Regions from separate parts of the Homo sapiens genome. Here region 2 is linked to region 1. Evidence: chromatin loops called from intact Hi-C (ENCODE). Cell type or tissue: heart right ventricle. All regions are shown on one strand. Each heading gives the region's core, and the rest is flanking DNA. Links, peaks and the distances in the headings are about the cores only. Region 1 has its middle 35 kb from the start of COMMD2. Region 2 overlaps WWTR1 (WW domain containing transcription regulator 1).

Region 1 (5,386 bases), core at 319-5,318:
ACAGCTGAAAACTCGTCGGGACACCCTGGCTATGGAAAGAAGCTGCCCACTGCAGGTCTCCTCTGAGCTATTCTGTTTCTCAATAAAGCTCCTCTTCGCCTTGCTCACCCTCTACTTGTCTGTGTGGAAGAACAAGAACTCGGGACCCACCAAATGGCAAGGCTAAAAGAGCTGTGACACAAACAGGGCTGAAACATGCCCCTTGTCCACCATGTTGTGGGTGAAGAGGAGAGAACACCTGCGGCCCTTCAGGGAGCCCAGACCTGGGAGCTCCCCAAGCCAGGGCTGTGACTCCCTCTTTGGGGGCCTGCAGTTGCAGGCATCTCCAAGCTTCTGGGTGTCAAGCTTCTGGGCGTCACTGCATTTTCCGGTGCCAGCTGGGGAAGTTGCTTGCAGTGTGCCTGGTCCAGCATAGCCTCACAGAGCGCTGGCACCCGTGCCAGCACTCGGAACTGCCTGCCCCCTGGCAGCAGCCGGCGTATTTGTGCGCAGTGGCCGGATCCCACGCTTGCTTACACATCCCTTGCCGCTCCACACCTGACTCAGTCTCCCTTAGAGGTGTGATCAAGGGCCAGTAGCATGAGCTGAGCACAGCCTGCCAGGCCGAGTGGGCGGAACAAGCCCAGAGGGCCTGAGAAAACTTGGGCAAAGGCACCACCAGCCAAAGAGATTTCCGGCCAGAAAAGCGACATCCCAATCCCAAAGATCCCAGAACAACAGTACTTCATACATATACCTCACATAGAGTTGGGATATAAGTACAACTTAGTACATGTGGATAAAGTGCTCTGCAGATATTAATTTCTCTTTCTAATACTTATGCTAATCACAAAAATAGTAAAAATATGAATAGCAAAGAGTGATGGGGATCTCAGAGGGGACTACAACATATTTAACTGGATAAAAAGTCTTGTTTGGTTTGGTTTGGGGTGGGGGTTAACTAGGGAGCCTCATCAACATTTATGGCATTGTCTTCCTAAGAAAATTGGTCTCAGGTTTGCCTACAATGAAAACATTGACAAAACATTGAACATGAATTCTCTATTCAGTGAAGAGAGAATTTACTATTCAGGGCTATTTGTTTTGAATTCAGAAATTGTTCTGCGCCTGGCGTGGTGGCTCATGCCTGTAATCCCAGCACTTTGGGAGGCCGAGATGGGTGGATCACTTGAGGGCAGGAGTTTGTGACCAGCCTGGCCAACATGGTAAAACCCTGTCTCTACTAAAAATTCAAAAATTAGCCAGGCATGGTGGCACACAGCTGTAATCCCAGCTACTCAGAAGGCTGGGCAGGAGAATTGCTGGAACCTGGAAGGCAGAGGGTGCAGTGAGCCGAGATCACACCACTGCACTACAGCCTGGGTGACAAAGGGAGACTCCATCTCAAAAAAAAATAATAAAATAAAATAAAGAAATTGTTCTGATGCTCTGTGGCCTACTTACCTTTTCAACTAAATCTACCCATACTTGATACTTGTCAAAGCCACAGAAAGATAAAAACAATCCTACAAAATTTGAAAACTACTCTGAATATACTGTGATTGAGGGATGGCCCAAAGGAAAATAAAAATATTCTTATCTGGTATTAGGGAAAAAAAAATTATATTTTAACATTTTCTCTTAGAATCATTTACTTATTGATTGTTGAGACCTGTTTTTTAATAGTAAACAAACAAAAAGTCATATTTTATTTTTTAAATTTAATTTCTAGATTTCTTAATACTCATATTATTTCATAAGTGGATGGATGGCTACTTGGGTGGCTCTAAATGTGTAGTTTAGGATATGTCCAGAAGAATTAACAAGTTTAGAAAATAAAAATTTTTATAAGGACAGATCTACAGAGAAATCATAAGAAAAAAAATGTGGGCATACAGTCACAAGAATCAAAAATTATGGGCCAAGCATAGCAGCTCATACCTCTAATCCTTGCACTTTGGGAAGCTGAGGTGGGCGGGTTACTTGAGCCCAGAGTTCGAGACCAGACTGGGCAACATAGGGTGAACCCTGTCTCTATAAAAAATAAAAAACTTAGGTGGCACATGCCTGTAGTCCCAGCTATCTGGGGGCTGACGTGGGAGGATTGCTTGAGCTGGGGAGGTTGAGGCTGCAGCGAGCTGAGATTGTGCGACTCCCCAGTGGGTGACAGACTGGCCTTGTCTGGTTAACATTTCTCCTAAAGGTAATTCTACTTTGCAATTATATGGTGCTTCTTTCCCGTTCGAAAGCAGTTTCACTTCTATTATCTCACTTTATAAGCTTCGAAGGCTAAAGTAATGAATACAATTTTAGGCTATCTTCAGCCTAAAAACAATGAAAAGTTAGCAAAACAAACAAACAAACAAAAAAGATTATGAACTAATGGTCTACAAAGACTATTTTCAAGGACAATTCTTTTGATTGTGCAGATTGATAAAGGAAGCAGGTCTCCTGAGTAATCATTACCTTCCGTCTCTGGTGGGTGTGTTGAACCACACCATCAGGAAAGCCACTAATTATCAGGAAGAGCAAAGCTGAACTGTTCCCCTAAGCTTCTTCGAGGTGCCAGAGCAAATCCAGAGGAGAAAATCCTGCAGTGGAGGGAAAAAGGATTTGTGTCTCTGAGAAAGTGAGATTTAAGATGTATGCCCTCTGGTGCCCAAGAAGTGAAGGACAAGGGTGATGATCCAACATAAGCAATTTGTGAATATGAAATATGTTGAAAGACTTTGAAAATTTCCTGATTAGGTGTAGGGTGGGTATAGTGAAGAAGGATATTCTTGGCTTAAGATATAGACATAAAAATTCATACATTTGGAAGGTCTCTCTTATGGAAATTCAGGAACAAGACTATGGTAGCTTGTTAGTATTCACATGTTTTCTACTACTCACAAGTAGTAAATACTTGTGAGTATTCATTCATGTTTTTCTCCTAGATTTTATATCACCATTAATAAAACAGGTATTATTATTATTCTAATTTTAGAAAAAAATAGAAATGATCATATCATCAAGGCTGATTTATACTGAAAAATAAGTGAACAAGGGAAATTATACAAAATTATATCCCTAAACAAATATATTATAAAATTGCTTACTCTTTTATAATAACTCAATGACATTACCAAGTTACCAGACCCCAGAGACTATTTTTTAAAGTCTATGTGACTATTAGAAAATTAAAGGGCCTTCCATAGTGTCCCATCTTCTCATTGTGACCTTACGTTCTTTTTTTCCCCATAATCACCACATCAAACTTGGAATTTTGTATCTCAAAGAAGCAGGATTGTTTTCTCAAGGAAGCAGATTAAGAAAAAAACTGAGGAAGAAAAGGAAACAGATAGTAGAAAGCAGGAGATCGTTACCAACCACTCATTCAGCCACATGCCATGAGGGCCACTAGTCTCTGTTCACACAGGCTCAACAGCTCACAGGGTCCTCTGCTATCTCACTTTGGTTCTTTTCATTTTAATTTTTTACCCAAAGTTTATTATGGTAAAATATATGTAACAAAATTTACTATCTTAATCATTTTTAAGTGCACAGCTGAGTGGCATTCAGTATATTCATATGGTTGTGCAAACATCACCAGCATCCATCTCCAGATCTCTTTTCATCTTGCAAAATTGAAACTCTATGCCCGTTAAACAACAACTCATTGCTCCCTTCCTGCTACCCCTGGCAACCATCATTCTACTTTCTGTCTCTATGATTTTGACTACTTTAAGTACTTCATAAAAGTGGGATCATATAGTATTTGTTGTTTTGTGACTGGCTTATTTCACTTAGCCTAATGTCCTCAAGGTTCATCCATGTTGTAGCATGCCTCAGAATTTTCTTTCTTCTTCTTCTTCATTTTTTTTTTCTTGTGGCAGGGTCTCATTCTGTTGCCCAGGCTGGAGTGCAGTGGTATGATCTCGGTTCAGTGCAACGTCTGCCTCCCAGGTTCAAGCGGTTCTCCTGCCTCAGCCTCCTGAGGAGCTGGGATTACTGGTGCTTGTCACCACGCCTGGCTAATTTTTGTATTTTTGGTAGAGATGGGATTTCACTATGTTGGCCAGGCTGGTCTTGAACTCCTGACCTCAAGTGATCTGCCTGACTTGGCCTCCCATAGGGCTGGGATTACAGATGTGAGGCACCATGCCTGGCCTGAATTTTCTTCCTTTTTAAGGCTGAATAATATTCTTTTTCTTTTTTTTTTTTTCTTTTTTGAGACCGAGTCTCACTCTGTTGCCCAGGCTGGGGTGCAGTGGCATCATCTTGGGGCTCACTGCAACCTCTGCCTCCCGAGTTCAAGTGATTCTTGGGCCTCAGCCTCCTGAGTAGCTGGGACTACAGGCGTCAGCCACCAAGCCCAGCTAATTTTTTTATTTTTAGTAGAGACAGGGTTTCACCACGTTGGTCAGGCTGATCTTGAACTCCTGACCTCAGGTGATCCACCTGCCTCGGCTTCCCAAAGTGCTGGGATTACAGGCGTGGCCACTGTGCCCAGCCTTAAGGCTGAACAATATTCTATTGTAAGTATATATCACATTTTGCTTTTTCATTCATCTGTCAATGGCCTCTTGGGTTGCTTCAATGTTTTAGCTATTGTAAGTAATGCTGTATGAACACGAGCATACAAATATCTTTGATACTTTGCTTTTAATTCTTCTGAGTATGGCACTGCTGGATCATATGGTAAATCTATTTTTAATTTTTTGAGAAACCACCATACTGCTTTCCACAGTGGTTATACCATTCTATATCCCCCAAACAGGCACAAAGATTCTATTTTCTCCACATACCCTGCAAACACATTTTATTTTCTATTGCTTTGATAGTAGCCATCCTAAGGGTGTCCAGGTGGCTCTCACTATAGTTTTGACTTGCATTTCCATAATGATTAGTAAGGCTGAGCATCTTTGCATGTGCTGATTGGCCATTTGTATATCTTCTTGGAGAAGTATCAAATATCTATTCAAGTCCTTCACCCATTTTTGAATTGAGCTGTTTGTATTTTTGTTGTTGAGTTTTAGGAGTTCTCCATATATTCTGGATACTAATCCCTTATCAGATATATGACGTGTAAATATATTCTCAAATTCTGTAGGCTGTCTTTCTATTCTGTTGATAGTGTCTTTTGATATAAAATTTTTAAATTTTCATGAAGTCCAATTTGTCTGTTTTTTTCTTTTGTTGCCTGTGCCTTTGGTGTCATCACACAAAATCACTGCCTAATCCCATGTCGTGAAGTTTTTGCCTTATGTTTTCTTCTAAGAGTTTTATAGTTTTAGGGCTTACATTTAGGCCATGGATCTACTTTGAGCTAAATTATGCGTATGGTATTAGGTAAAGGTAAAAGTTCATTATTTTGCATGTAAATATCTAGTTTTCTCAGCACCATTTGTTGAAAAGACTGTCCTTT
Region 2 (5,386 bases), core at 233-5,232, 150 kb before region 1:
TCTTCAAAGGGGTAAGTAAGTGCGTGTGTGTGCATGTGTGTATATGTAACTTTAAAAATTTCCTATAGTATTGAAAATACACTCTAGTTGCACTTTACCAAAAGTTTCTGAATTGGCTAGGGTTCGCAGGCTGGTGAAGTTGTTATAGTCTTTATTTTTTCCTGTACTGTCAGGAAGGATACTAGCATCTCAGGTCAGGGTCTCATTCCAACAAAAAGCCTCATTAGTGTGTGACAGCAGCTCAGCACACCATGGTTTATGATCACTAGGATTATCACCAAAAAGGCAAAAAAAAAAAGAAAGGAAAAAAGCATGACACTTTCTTTTGGTAAAAACATTTTAAAATATGGAGCTACTTTAAGTTGTTGCATGTTTTCAGTATTTGTCTGCTGAGGAATGGGAAAATCTAACACTTCACTACTTGCAGAGGGGAAAATGTTCTTCACTTAGAACTCAGAAGTGTGACTGCTCTTCACAAACTCCCTCTGTGAATGACCTGACAGTCACAAGCTTGCTCCTCTTCATCTTCTCACAATTGCTGTCCGAGGTTAAATGTTATTTTTTGGTACCACACCAGCTAGTTTCACAATTTGTAAGCAAAAGTGCCCAAACAAATATAAGTTGCAGTAACCATGGTTGGGTCTTCCTGAAGGAGGAATGGAATGGCTTTCTAACAGAGCATATCAAAGGATCTTCCTCTGATTACACAGGAGCCAGAAAGGGGAGGAAAAATGAGGCAACTGGCTAACAATAATAGCTATAACAATACAAGTGCTGGCAGCTTACTATACATCAGGTACCAAGACATGGACTACCTAAATACTCAAAACAACGTTATCAGATAGGTACTATCATTATCACCATTTTACAGATAAGGAAAATGAGACTCAGAGGTTAAATAACCCAATACATAAACGTCTAAATTAAGAGAAACTCAGTTCTGACTTCAAGTTCTTCCAAAACAGTCCCCACCCTCCATCCCACTTCCATGCCCACTTCGCCACCACTCTAACCAAGGACTAAGATCTGCAGCAGGCTTCATTTTCTCAAGCCCATTGTTTTATACATTATAACAGAGCCTGTGTAGGCAGTCTATTTTTTTCCCTCTTTTGTTTCCCTCTTATTCTCTTTTTTAAAATTTTAGTAAGTATTAATAGTAAGGAAGGCCCACAACCTACTTAAAACATACAAACTTCTGGCTGGGTGCAGTGGCTCACGCCTGTAATCCCAGCACTTTGGGAGGCTGAGATGGGCGGATTGCCTGAGGTCAGGAGTTCGAGACCACCCTGGCCAACATGGTGAAACCCCATCTCTACTAAAAATACAAAAATTAGCTGGGTGTGGTGGCGGGCGCCTGTAATCCCAGCTACTCCAGAGGCTGAGGCAGGATAATTGCTTGAACCTGGGAGGTGGAGGTTGCAGTGAGCCAAGTCTAAAGTCCCCCAAGGTCGTCTTTTCTTCTTCCATTTATTGCATATGTCTGGGAATTCAGGCTTAAAGGCCATTACTCTGCTCAGACAGAATCCAAATTGGTAAAGCCTGATTTGGCAAATACAAAAACTAAAATTTTAGTTTTAAGCTAGACGAAACTGGAGATGGCTATTTGAATTAAAGTGCAAAAAAAAAAAAAAAAAAAAAAAAAAAAAAAAAAAAACCATATTTTTGCAATTTTCCCCTTCAGAGCTTATTTCATTTTACTTAGACTCAGTGTTCAACAAATCTGCCAACCTGCAGAAAGAATCCTCTGTTTTTACAAAGTCACTCACTCCAGGATGACTAAGTAATGGGTCTTTCCTCTTGCAATAAAAATATGGTTTGATTTACAAGTCGCATTACAGGAATACATCTAAAGCTCTTTTTGTTGTTGTTTTTGTTGTTGAGACGGAGTCTCGCTCTGTCGCCCAGGCTGGAGTGCAGTGGCGCAATCTCGGCTCACTGCAAGCTCCGCCTCCCGGGTTCACGCCATTCTCCTGCCTCAGCCTCCCGAGCAGCTGGGACTACAGGCGCCCGCCACCACACCCAGCTAATTTTTTGCATTTTTAGTAGAGACGGGGTTTCACCGTGTTAGCCATCACGGTCTCGATCTCCTGACCTCGTGATCCTCCCACCTCGGTCTCCCAAAGTGCTGGGATTACAGGTGTGAGCCACCGCGCCCGGCATCTAAAGCTCTTATAAAAAATAAGGTGTCTAGTGATAAGAAGTTTCTCCTGGGAGAGGTAACTTAAACATTTCCACCAGAGGGCACTATCCTCACTGAAGGTAATGAATACATTGTTCCTAATTTAAAACACTTTGCAATCTAACCAGCCCAAAATAAATCATTTTTATTCTAGAAAGCACTTATAAAGAACAGTTAAATTGTCTTAAAATATAACATGCTATAGTTAAATAAAATATAAAATATTTTTTGCCATAAAAATAATGATAATAAACATATATTTTAGCTTACTATGTGGCAATCATAGTTCTAAGCACTTTGCATATATAAACTCGTAAGTTCCTCATATATTAATAATCCCCATTGTACATATGATGAAATCAAAGCACAGACAAATAACTTAAGGGTCACCAAACTAGTAACTACAGAGCCAGGATTCAAATTCTGGCAGTCAGACACCCAAGTCCATGTACCTAACCTACAGAAACATACAGGGACCAAATACAAGATTTGTTTCTGAATGTAGTTAACTATGCCACTGATTATATCACGGCTCTAGAAATAAATAAAATTAGTTATAAAAGGTACTATTCTATCATCTGATAGTAATGCTATTAACTGTATTTTGACATCCTTTTCACATGTATATAAATGCCTTGCATTAAAGAAGACCTATCACTTTAGTTCACTTATTTGACAGCTACATTCCATTGAAAAGTACCAAAGTTCTAGATTTAAGAAGAAGGAAGAGTGGGAGGAGAAGAATCTGCTCTTTTCTTTTTCTAGTTTTTAAGAGTTGGGGGTCTCACTATGTTGCCCAGGCTGGCCTCAAACTCCTATGCCCAAGAGATCCTCCCACCTCAGAGCCTTCCAAGTAGCTGGGACTACAGGGATGCACCTCTACACCCAGCTCTGCTCTTTTTATTTTTATATGTTTAAAGATATATAATAAAGACTATGAACCACAGGCAGAGTTATGGCTTGAAATGAAATAGTCTGAGTAAATCATTTATTATTCTGACTGTATTGAGACTCTCTAAATTAAGTCCTGGTCTTTGGAACTTACTTGGCATTCCAAGTTGTATTTCCATCCTTCAGACACATCTGTGATTCTCCATAAGCTAGAAACACACTTTGCAATGGGCAAATACACAAATATTGTTGGAAAAACCCCAGAATGTGCGTCTTGAGAAATTCACTGCCTTATTAGAAATCTGGAAACTGCTGGGTGCCGGGTCTCACGCCTGTAGTCCCAGCGCTTTGGGAGGCTGAGGCAAGCGGATCGCCAGGGGTCAGGAGTTCGGGACCAACTTGGCCAACATGGTGAAATCCCGTCTCTACTAAAAATACAAAAATTAGCTGGGCGTGATGATACATGCACATAGTCCCAGCTACTGGGGAAGCTGAGGCATGAGAATTGCTTGAACCAGGAGGCAGAGGTTGCAGTGAGCTGAGATCGTGCCACTGCACTCCAGCCCGGATGACAGGGTGAGCCTCTTTCTCAAAATAATAATAATAATAATAATAATAATAATAATAACAAAAATTAAATAAAAATAGAAATCTGGAAACTAAGGTATTTTACTGAGCTACAGGTAAATTTGTTTCAGAATGTTCAGATTACAACTTCTTTAGATATACTTTACTAGTGCAATTGGACTTTGTGTGTGTGTGTGCATATGCATGCATGTATGCACATACAGGCAGACTCACATGTGCCTTCAATATCTAGTTCCAAGCATTCAAGCTTCTTTTAATTAGTCCACTTCCTACATATCGCACAAATTTTAAAAATTAAGGAGAATGCATAAAAGAACATGACAAAGGATATCCACTCCAGTATTTGTATGCTAGCAACACACTAGTAACAACCTAAATATCTACCAGATAGGAGTTAGTTAAATAAACTAATTATAGCATATTAATATAGTAGACTAATAGGCAAATTTTTAAAAGAATGAAGCAGCTCTATATGTATGGACAGGCAGGTGAAAAAAGCAAGATACAGAACAGTGGTTATGATATGCTAACCTTAGTATGATTAAACATACACACACACACAACTAGAAACACTGGTTGGCTCCAGGAAACAAACTTGGGGACTGAGGAAAGGGAGATTGGAGGAAGTGTTTGAATTTTTTTTTCTTTTCTTTTTTTTTTTTTTTTTTTTTTGTAAACTGGGTTCATGAAAGATTTTTTTCCGATTATAATTGATTACAAAGTTAAAGTTAAAACTTTAATAATCAGTTTTTAGAATTTTCGATGAAAATTAAATGGTTAAACAAACTGTAAAAACCAGTCTAATGCCACCTAATTTGGGGTCTCTTTACTACAGTGGCATCTGATTTCTACACGAGCTCCTGTATATTTGGGACAAAATAACTCACTGGAGGCTTTGGTTTACCACTGCTGGTACCAGAACTGGTTGCATTTTCTTTGATCTGCCCTTTAGATAAGGAACTCCACAGAGGTTGTTCCATGTCATTTGCTTTTTGGAAACTGTACATCTGCAAGCTTTAAAGCAGTAGGTTCAGACTTCCTGGAAGAACTGACACTTGAAGCTGACTAGGGTCTACTTGAGTTCATACTCACTTTGGCTAAGCCACAGTATGAGGGAAGGGTGTCCAGGAATAACGCTTCCATTTTTATCTTGTTCATTCCTGAAAATCCAACAGGAGATTCTTTTCACTCCCTAAAATTAACTGTTCTGTGTATAAAGCATATCTGGATATCTGATCTTAAATGGAAATGTTATCTGAAAATGGCACCAACTTTTCTAAAACTTTAAAATTGGCCCTTTTTTATTTTTAGCCCTGGGGGAGAAGGAAGGGAATGATTACCAAAAAAGCTGACTGGTTCCGTTGCTGCAGTGTATTAATTCACTGGTGATTATCTCTAGTGGGGATAATTTTAGCAGAAAATATTCTCTTCTCAAGTCTAAAATCGCACTTATTAAGTATTGTAAATGAAGTAAAAAGTGAGCCATATTATCCCACGGCAGGTATGGGGAGAAGCCACCTGCAGGTTATGTAATGGTTAACTCCCTTCTAAAATCAGACTAGCCTGCTCTCCAGCTCTGCTCTCCACAAGCTGCAAGACTTTCGGAAAGTTTCTTCATGTATAAACTGGAGAGCCTGCTACTTTTTGCAGGGGTTTTGGAAGGCTTTCATAAGGTAAGGCATGGAAGCACTTGGCATGCTATCTGACACATGTTATGCAGCAATTATG

Evidence for each region. A loop is a pair of places that touch in the nucleus more often than their neighbours do. Peaks named below come from ENCODE experiments on the same cell type or tissue, not always from the same donor. Only the 100,000 strongest peaks of a DNase experiment are listed, where the experiment ranks them.
Region 2: it touches region 1 in a loop (4-fold over the local background); 28 of 110 quality-filtered maps call a loop at or near these places.

Annotation. Positions count from the first base shown.
Region 1 is chr3:149,714,997-149,720,382 of GRCh38, forward strand. It overlaps a transcript of WWTR1 not described here. Among named protein-coding and RNA genes, the nearest start is that of COMMD2, 35 kb to the right of the region's middle. In heart right ventricle, for the core only: a CTCF peak has its summit at 2,643 (motif pointing left); a DNase peak (open chromatin) is centred at 2,605; H3K4me3 peaks cover 615 bases; H3K27ac peaks cover 508 bases.
Region 2 is chr3:149,566,907-149,572,292 of GRCh38, forward strand. The region is part of intron 3 of WWTR1 (WW domain containing transcription regulator 1); the gene reads right to left. Among named protein-coding and RNA genes, the nearest start is that of WWTR1-IT1, 82 kb to the right of the region's middle. In heart right ventricle, for the core only: a CTCF peak has its summit at 2,238 (motif pointing right); no DNase peak of the experiment used is centred there; H3K27ac peaks cover 3,237 bases.